3 separate regions of the Homo sapiens genome follow, and all the other regions are linked to region 1. Evidence: chromatin loops called from intact Hi-C (ENCODE). Cell type or tissue: MCF 10A. All regions are shown on one strand. Each heading gives the region's core, and the rest is flanking DNA. Links, peaks and the distances in the headings are about the cores only.

Region 1 (3,078 bases), core at 60-2,559:
TGTTCCGGCAGAACACGCACACCTGCAGCTCGGGCTTCAGCAGCCGGGCGGCCGCCGCCCCGGAGGCCGCGTGCAGCCGGGGCTCGGCCGCCCACGCCGGGGCCCGCTCCTCGCGCGGCGTCGCCTCGCTGGTGGTGGTGGCGGCGGCGGCGGCGGCGGGCGCGCAGCCCAGCAGCACGGCGGCGGCACGACCCGCGAACGGGCTCAGCTCGGCGAAGCGCTCCTCCAGCAGCCCGGCCTCGGCGGGGCCCGCGCACAGCTCCAGCGCGCGCAATTCCAGCGCGCTCCCCAGGTAGCGGCCCCGGGACCCCGGCTCGTCGCTGTCGTCGTCGTCGTCCTCGTCGTAGTCGGGCGGCCCCAGCGCCGGCCCCAGCGCCCCAGGCCCGGCCCCCGTGTGGGGGGAGCAGCAGGACGACGAGGAGGAGGAGGGCGGGGAGCCGCCGCCGCCGTTCCCACCGCGGGCGCAGCCGAAGCGCGGCTCGCCGTCCACCGCTTTGGTGATGAGCGTGGCGAGCCCCAGGTAGTCGTTCCAGGAGCTGAAGGGCTGCGGGTGCGCCGGGCCCGGGGCGCTCACGTAGCGGGCGCTGGGCACGAGCGCCATGGGCGGGGGGGCGCGGCCGCGGCGGGGCGAGCGGGGCGCCCAGGGGAAAGCCTCCATGGGCGGGCTGCGGGCCGCGCGCCGCCTCCCCGCCGCCGGCGCGGGCCGGACGGAAGGGACACGCCGAGCCTGCCCGCCGGCCTGCCGCGGGGTGGGGCCGCCGCGCCGCCTTTTATCGGGCCCACTCCTCCCCGCCCCCCGGCCTCGCCGCCGCGGCCCTGCCCCCTGCGTTCCCCCGCCCCGGCCACCTCGCCCGCGCCCCGGACGGAGGCGGAGCGGAGGCGGGCTGGCTGTGTGCGCGCTCCGCTCCAGCCCGCGCGGCTCCCGCGCCCCGCGCGCTGCGCCAGCCTCGCCAGCTGTCGGGCGGCCTTCATTCCGGGAGGGGGCGGGCGAGGCGCCGCCTCGAGCCGTGGCGCTCATTGGCTGCAGACCAGAGCCCCCCGGCGCCTCGGGCGCCGCTCCGGACGCTGATTGGTGGGAACACGGGGAGGGGGCGTGTTCTCCGCGCAGCTGGGAGGTGAGGAGAAAGTAGGGGAGAGAAGGGCCGGGAAGGGAGGGCCGCTGGGGCCCGCATTCGAGCGCCGGGCCTGGGCTTGGAGCAGGTGACCAGGCCTGGGTCTCCTCGGCCTGGTGGTGAGGCCCCCCGAGGACAGGGGTCAGGGTGGCCACAGGTTTACGCCCCCACCTCCCAGCCTTTAATGGCCCTAGGCCCTAATCCTGAGAATCCCCGCTATCCACCCCCTTCTCACCAACATCAGCATGAAAAGCTGGACGCGTTGGAAGGATGCAGCTCTCCCATCACAGCCGCCCAACCAGCCAGTGGCTTCCGTTTGCACCGCGCGTTGGAGCGCTTTCCCCTGGGCGAAATCCATACAAACCCTGAGGTTCGGGGAGGCTGTGGTTCCTGCCGCGGTAAGAGCGGAGGGACGCAGGACTTTCCGGCTGCACGCAGCAGCCTTCCTCCCAACAGGTGCTCAGGGACTTCAGCCAATGGGTGGCCGATAGCCGGTTACTTAGGTCGGGGTTGGGGCTGGGCCGGAAAATCTCATGGCTGGAGAGCCTAGGACAGTGACTGGGATGTGTGTGTGTGTGTGTACCCCCTCGCCCCAGAGGCCTGAGTCAAAATGTGGGTTGTATGTGCAGTTTGAAAAACAACGTGTATTCAATGTTATATTTTGTCTTCCTTCCTTCCTTCCTTCCTTCCTTCCTTCCTTCCTTCCTTCCTTCCTTCCTTCCTTCTTTCCTTCCTTCTTTCCTTCCTTCCTTCCTTCCTTCTTTCCCTCCTTCCTTTTCTTTCTTTTTTTTTCTTTTCTTTCCGCATCCCGGGTTCAAGCAATTCTCCTGCCTCAGCCTTCCAAGCAGCTGGGATTACAGATGCCCGCCACCATGCCGGGCTAATTTTTTGTATTTTAGTAGAGACGGGGTTTCACTATGTTGGCCAGGCTTGTCTTGAACTCCAGACCTCGCGATCCGCCTGCCTTGGCCTCCCAAAGTGTTGGTGTTACAGGCGTGAGCCACCGCGTCTGGCCTCTTTCTTTCTTTCTCACTCTTTCTTTTTTCTTCTTGATTTTTCTTTTTTCTTTTTTTTTTTTCTTGAGACAGGGTCTCACTATGTTGCCTAGGCTGGTCTTGAACACCTGGCCTCAAGCGATCTTCCTGCCTTGGCCTCCCAAAGTGCTGGGATTACAGACATGAGCCACCACACCTGGCCTCAACATTATAATTAAATACTTTGAAATGAATAAAACATGTTGTGTAAAAGCCATGGAGAATAAGAGCCAGAAGATGAGTTTTGATTAGGAAGATGGCAGGTGGTCTTACACTTCCCAACTTTTTTAAAAATTGAAAGTAGGAAAGGCTTTAGATACTGAGGGCTCTTCTAGGATGAAACCTAGAACTGGGATCAGGAAAATGCCTCCCCTGGCAGGTGGGCCCTGGCAGGGTGGGCTTCATGGGGCAGATGGGGCTTTCCTTCCTCACTCTGGACCATGCAGTGGCTGTGGAAACAATGAGCCCTCACTAGGCCTGAGGCCACACTCACAGGTCTTGGCTGTGCCCAGCAGGTTTAGAATGGCTCAGCAGGGGATGCCCAGAACCTAGTGCTGGCATTGGTTAATATTAGAATGAATGAATGAGGGAATCAGAATGTCAGCATGGGAAGGGATCTTTGGGATCATTCTGTTCGATCTTTTCTTGCCTTTTTCTTTTCTTTTTTAATAGATGGGGGTCTCGCTATGTTGCCCAGGCTGGTCTTGAACTCCTGGCCTCAAGTGATCCTCCTGTCTTGGCCTCACAAAGTGCTGGGATTGCAAATGTGAGCCACTGCACCCAGTTCTGTCCAATCCTTACAGATGAAGAAAATGAGACCTAGAGAAGAGTAGGATTTCTTTTTTTTTTTTTGAGACAGAGTCTCACTCTGTCGCCCAGACTGGAGTGCGATGGCACGATCTAGGCTCACTGCAATCTCTGCCTCCTGAGTT
Region 2 (3,078 bases), core at 331-2,830, 160 kb after region 1:
TTAAAATAAATGTAATTAAAAGGAAAAAAAAAATTAGCCAGATATGGTGGCACGTGCTTGTAGTCCCGGCTACTCAGAAGGCTGAGGCAGGAGGATCACTTGAGTCCAGGAGGTCGAGGCTGCAATGAGCTATGATCATGCCACTGTACTCTAGCCTGCGTGATAGAGTGAGACCCTGTCTCTAAAACAAACAAATAAAAAATAAGCAAAAACAAACAAAGGATCTAGGATTTTGTTTTAATTAGGTATGGTAAGATGACAGACATAGAGAAATATGCCTTGAAAGGAGTTTATTACAGTTCCCAAGAGAAGGGGGCATGCTGTGCCATGCAGGGTCACATGCAAAGGCACCAGAGTTGGTCATGAGGCAGAAAGAATGAAGAGAGGGCATGACCCATAGACCTTATTGGGGATTCCGTGGGGAGGGATGGGTGAGGCAGGATTGGCAAGTTTGAGCAAGCTTAGAATTAGAGAGTTTGAATAATGTCTGCGGGTTCTAGGCTATAGGAATGGTCTCCAGTAGTCTGTTACTTGGTCCTGGGGTGATTTAGGGCAAGGAAAATATGGGCTTGGTGTGTGAGAGTTAAATAAAGGAAGTGGTTGGGGATACAGGTTTTGGATTGGTTGGTTTGTATATGAAAGATATGTTGGCAGGCAAATTGTTTACTATCTCTAGAAATTAGCTAGCCCTGGAAGGGGAGTCTCTCCAGGATTAGCAAGGCCTCAGGATGTCAAAGCTTTATAAACTACAGAAGATAAAAAACATCATTAATGCATGGTGTCAAGCATGGCTTAGGGTCATTCACACTCCTTGCCTTGCAGCCTGCTTAACCCTTGCCTCCTTAAGTGAACAGACAACTTATGTAAGCACAATGACTTCCAACCAGATGGCTGCCCTGTGTCCCTCTCTGGAAGGCTTCTCCTGCTGCCTCCTCTTAACAGGAAGTCAATGACAGTGCTGCTTCCAACTTGCACAATTTCCAAATGACTGTGTAATCACAGACCCATGTAACCCTCAGCTCTGGTATTCACAGAGAGATAAGAAAAATTCTAGATTCTTGCCTCCCTAAAGCCAAGGGACTGCCTCTGTGTTTCTATTTCATGCTGGTAGAATGAGGCTAATTTTGACTTTCCAGCAGCTCTGATTCCAAGTGAATAACTAGACGCAGCAAGCAACAGGATTGGAACCTGCTGGAGCAGTTAGAAATAAATTGCATGTGCATGGATTCCAGAGGAAACTGCCCTTTGCGGGGGAGGAGAGAGGGGAGGTGGGTACTGGAACAGACTGATCTGCATCCTGCCTTAGCACTAGGGCTGCTGCTTCCCAGGATGACTCACAGCACCATAGAACAGCCTTCCCTGCGAAGTTAAAACAACAACAACAAAAACTTCAATAGATTTGATGCAATAAAGTTGGCAAACAGCCATTGGGGAAGATGGGGCAATGTGGGGCTGGTGAGGCAGATATTACTATTTCCTGGGAGCTCAGTGGGATTTTCAGGATGCTGGGCTCCCTAATGCCAAGCTGCTGGGAGGGAGAGGGTGCTGCGTCCAGTGGGATGCTTTTAGCTGCAATTAACAAATAAGCCAACTTGACCCAGCTGAAAGGTTAAGGAACTTTGTGGCCTTACCTGAGTGGACGCTCACAGGTAGGGTGGGCTTCAAGACTGTGTGACACTGAGCTTCATGAGGCCATCAAGGATACCTAGTTCTTTCTGCCTCTCTCTTCTGCCAGCCAGAGCATCCACTTCATTTTAGAACCACTTCGTTGTAGATTTGCTGCCAGCAGCCAGCGGGGCTATCTTCTTCCTCATTCATTCTAGAAAGATGGAGAAACTTCCTAATCTTGCTTTTTTTTTTTTTCAATATACGCATATTTAATTTTGGTGGGAATTAAGAACTGCAAAAACTGGCTTTGTGTGTGTGTGTGTGTGTGTGTGTGTGTGTGTGTGTGTGAGACAGGGTCTTGCTCTGTCACCCAGGCTGGAGTGCAGGGACACATTCTTGGCTCACTGCAACCTCCCTCCCCCAGACTCAAACAATCCTCCCACCTCAGCCCACTGAGTAGCTGGGGCTACAGGCATGCACGACCATGCTCAGCCAATTTCTATATTTTTTGTAGAGATGGGGTTTTGCTGTTGCCTAGGCGGGTCTCAAACTCCTGAATTCACACAATCTGCCCACATTGGCCTCCCAGAGTTGTAGGATTTCAGGTGTGAGCCATCTGGCCTGGTCTAATCTTGTCCTTTAATAGTAAGGAAAAATTCCCTAAAAGCCCTCAGCAGACTACTTATGTCTTTTTTTTGTTTGTTTGTTTGAGACAGAGTCTCGCACTGTTGCCCAGGCTGGAGTGCAGTGGCGCGATCTCGGCTCACTGCAAGCTCTGCCTCCCAGATTCATGCCATTCTCCTGCCACAGCCTCCTGAGTAGCTGGGACTACAGGCGCCCGCCACCATGCCTGGCTCATTTTTTTGTATTTTTAGTACAGATGGGGTTTCATCATGTTAGCCAGGATGGTCTCGATCTCCTGACCTTGTGATCCGCCCGCCTTGGTCTCCCAAAGTGCTGGGATTACAGGCGTGAGCCACTGCGCCTGGCCAGCAGACTTTTTGTGTCTTATTGGCAAGAACCAATTCCTGGGACAAGGTAGGTGGCACAAGGTAGGGACAAGCTCAGGCTGGGCTTTTGATCCAATCCCTGATGAAGAGGGATGGGATTCTATAATTCATATTGACTAAGTGAGGCCCATCTGGAGGCAGGGCCAGTCCCTGAAATAACTGTGGCCACACAGAGGGACAGGGCTGGGATGGATGTTGAGGCATCAACCACAGTGTCTACTGCAGCATCTTGTTGGAGCCAGGATATCTGGGCTTGACCACTTGCTAGTTGTGTGACTTTGGGCAGGTGGCTTCACCTCTCTGAGCCTTTGTTTTTGCATTTGTAGAAATGAGAGAAAAACCTGTTTGACTTAGCTTTCAGGTTGTGAGGGTCAAATAAAGGATTGGGTGTAAAGGCCCTTCTGAGGTGCACCTGTATGAGGTCGGAAACATCTGCCTCTTGCCCAGCTCCTTCAGGATA
Region 3 (3,078 bases), core at 331-2,830, 440 kb after region 1:
TGTCTCCCAGACTGGAGTGCAATGGCACGATCTTGGCTCACTGCAACCTCTGCCTCCTGGGTTCAAGTGATTGTCCTGCCTCAGCCTCCCAAGTAGCTGGGATTACAGTTGTCCATCACCATGCCTGGCTAATTTTTGTATTTTTAGTAGAGACAGGGTTTCACTATGTTGGCCAGGCTGGTCTCGAACTCCTGACCTCAAATGATCCATCCACCTTGGCCCCCCAAAGTGCTGGGATTACAGGCGTGAGCCACCACCCCCAGCCAATGCCTGGGATTTTATGTAATGAAGAGAGTAGTGGCAGGAGAGCATGCTATGGGCAGGGTAAGGTGATTAGCAAAGGAAGGAAAGGGTGATGCCTATTTGAAAGAGTGCAGGCTGTGCTTACGAGACAGAGTGGTGAAAAGCTGGCTGAAACTAGATTCAGGAAGATTAGTAATACCAGTTAGGTTGGCTGAATTCTTACTGTGTGTAAGGCACAGTGCTGTACCTTACATTGCATCACTTATTTCTCAGCACATTAGGAAGTAGACATTCTCATTGTTATTTTTATTTTACAGATAGGAAAACAGATATTTAGAAAAGTCAAGCAATTTGCCAAGGAATGATGTATGGGAGGTGGTGGAGCTGGGATTTGGTCCAAAGTCTGCCTTCCTAACCACTATAAAGTCCTACCCTGAGTTTCAACCTAAGGAGTCTAGCTCTTCTTGGGAGGCAGTGGGGAGCCAGTGAAGGTTTAGGGTGAGTGGGAGATAAAAGAATGACTTGTTTAGGAAGGTACTCTGGGACCTAATGCTGGCAAAAGGGAAAGTGTGGAATGGGAAGGCAGGAAGTGGGGAAATACATTAAGGAATTATTGCATGGTCCAGGAGAGAGAGAATCAGGACTGGAAGTGGGCCAGTTTAAGTGAGGATGAAGAAGAGATAGGTGGAAAAGGGCCTTAGAGAGTAATTAGCATCATATCTGAATGTCTTACCTCGTTCAACATTTCACGTTTGCCCCAGGAAGAAAAGGTAGCATATGGGATCTAGGCCACAGATGCTCAATTCCCACGTCAATCAGGAATGCTTTCTGTAGGAAGTAACAGAATACCAAACTAACCACAAGGCAGAAGTCCTAAGGTTCTTTATCATCTGATTTACAAAGAAGTCTGGAGGTGGGTGGGTGTCAGGTCGGCCCAGTAGCTCAATGGTGTCATTGAAGACTTAAAATCTTTTTCTGTCTTTTGCCTCCATTCATCGTTAACTGCTTCACCTTTATCCTGATGCTGTTACCTCAGGTCTTCAAAATGGCTGCTAAAACTCCGGATACTCATCCACATCCGAGGCAAGAAGGAAGGGGAAAGGGAAACACCAGCAACTCTCCTTCAGTGCAGGAAGGCAGAGGCCTTCTCAGTTGCTCTCGTTATGTATCACTTGCCAGAACTGGGTGACATACTCCTAACTGAAAGGGAGGGAAAGAAACCCTTTTACGCCTCTAAAATGGGAGGTTCATACTGGCCATTGGGTTATCTGGCCCACAGGACTACCACAAGTCCAGGGCAGCATCTTCTTCAGGCCTTGTTCCATATTCAAGAGCCCTTGTTCCATATTCTTCCCAAATGAGAGGGAACAAACATGTGTTGGGTTCTGAAAAGTGGCAAATTGTAACTCGGGGAATATGGGCCTGAGTAACCACTGCACACTAATGGCTTCCAGCCAGGCCTGCCAGTGTTGTGATTCACATTTTATGAGTCATCAGCTGTATCTTAGCAGATAGCTGCTAGAAAGTTGAAGTTAATTTCTTTTTAAAAATGTCGTAAGGTAATCATAAACCATGGAGACTCAACGGTGATGAAAATGGATGAAAAATAACATAAAGATGCTTGATGCTAAAGCATAACTGTGCTCACTGCTGAGTTTTTTTCCCCTTTTTTATGTTATGATGCTATTCCTGCTTTTATGCTTCCAGATTGTGATAAGAGGGAGGGTTGGCTACCTGCTCTGTTGCCAAACTCCCAAACGCAGAACCCTGGTCATTTTAAGGCAATTTTGAAGTGTGGGTTTCCTGCTCTGCTCAACACGTGGGTCCCTGCACAGATGTTGGCATTTGTTACAGCACCTTTGGTCAACCTTCCCTGAGGGCCAGGGGCTAGTGTGTGCCTGCTGTATACTCTTTGTAGCTCAGAGTTCACAACCTCGAGTTTTCTGAGAAGTTGCCAAAGTCAACCTCCATTGTTCTGAGGCATAGTCACATTGAATCTCACTAGGCCCAGGATTCTGTGGCAAAGTCCCCCACAGAAGAAGACCATAGGAGGGCATGGCTGTTCCCTAAGAGATAACCCTGAGGTGACACATGGCCTCCTCTTTTAGGAACTGTGGGTAGCTCAATCAGTCCTAAAGTTGGCCTGATGCTTCTGGAATGCTGTTTAGAATAACACCCCATTTCCTACTGCAGCGCCTTCTACCTTGCTCTCCTCCTGGAGGAAGAGATCTTTCCCTTCAGGTCTCAGCTTAAATGTCACCTCCTCAGAGATGCCCTCTCTGACTGCCTCATTTAAAGTGCTCTGGCCTCTTATTCTTAACTTTATCTCCTTGCTTTTTCTCTTCATGACGCTCATCATGATTCGTCATGACACATTGGTCTGTCCTCTATGAGATGTGAGCTTCGTGTGGGTACAGGCCATATCTGCTTTCTTCACCCATGTATCCCCAGGGTCCAGCGCACTTCCCTGCAGTGAGCCAGGCTGCACCCAAGAGGGCTATGACTGCAAGGTTAGTGCCTCCATCCATGGACTGGGCATAGGCTTTTGCCAGGGGAATTTCTATTACGTTCCCAGTATTGTCTTTGAAAGTACCCATAAAGGAATGACTTGTTCAGGAATGTACTAGATTTCCCTTCTTGTTTTTCTCATTTAGAGGCTCCCTTAATCACACAACTATGAGGTCTGAGATTATGAAACTTCACATAGCAAAAACAAATGAGTTAAATGACTTGCTTCAGAATGCAGGTACCATTATCTGATTTTAATAAATTGAAAGGTTCCCAAACCTGGCTGTGCATTGGAATCATTTGCAGAGCTTTTCAAAAACACAGGTT

What was found. A loop is a pair of places that touch in the nucleus more often than their neighbours do. Peaks named below come from ENCODE experiments on the same cell type or tissue, not always from the same donor. Only the 100,000 strongest peaks of a DNase experiment are listed, where the experiment ranks them.
Region 2: a loop joins it to region 1, with 16 times the contacts of the local background. A loop is called at or near these places in 5 of 110 quality-filtered maps.
Region 3: a loop joins it to region 1, with 7 times the contacts of the local background. A loop is called at or near these places in 4 of 110 quality-filtered maps.

Annotation. Positions count from the first base shown.
Region 1 is chr10:119,027,382-119,030,459 of GRCh38, reverse strand. It overlaps NANOS1 (nanos C2HC-type zinc finger 1), which reads right to left and starts at 746. Exons shown (of 1, transcript NM_199461.4): 1 at 1-746. The coding sequence starts at 658. LINC03036 (long intergenic non-protein coding RNA 3036) reads left to right here and starts at 889. Exons shown (of 4, transcript NR_186540.1): 1 at 889-1,115. RefSeq lists silencers at 345-554, 675-1,144 and an enhancer at 969-1,469. In MCF 10A, for the core only: a CTCF peak has its summit at 999 (motif pointing right); a DNase peak (open chromatin) is centred at 1,019.
Region 2 is chr10:118,868,963-118,872,040 of GRCh38, reverse strand. All of the region lies in intron 2 of LINC03036 (long intergenic non-protein coding RNA 3036), which reads left to right. It also overlaps the pseudogene RPL17P36. Among named protein-coding and RNA genes, the nearest start is that of CACUL1, 120 kb to the right of the region's middle. In MCF 10A, for the core only: no CTCF peak of the experiment used is centred there; DNase peaks (open chromatin) are centred at 970 and 1,350.
Region 3 is chr10:118,583,406-118,586,483 of GRCh38, reverse strand. No RefSeq gene overlaps it. Among named protein-coding and RNA genes, the nearest start is that of PRLHR, 11 kb to the left of the region's middle. RefSeq lists an enhancer at 701-1,900. In MCF 10A, for the core only: no CTCF peak of the experiment used is centred there; DNase peaks (open chromatin) are centred at 543 and 1,693.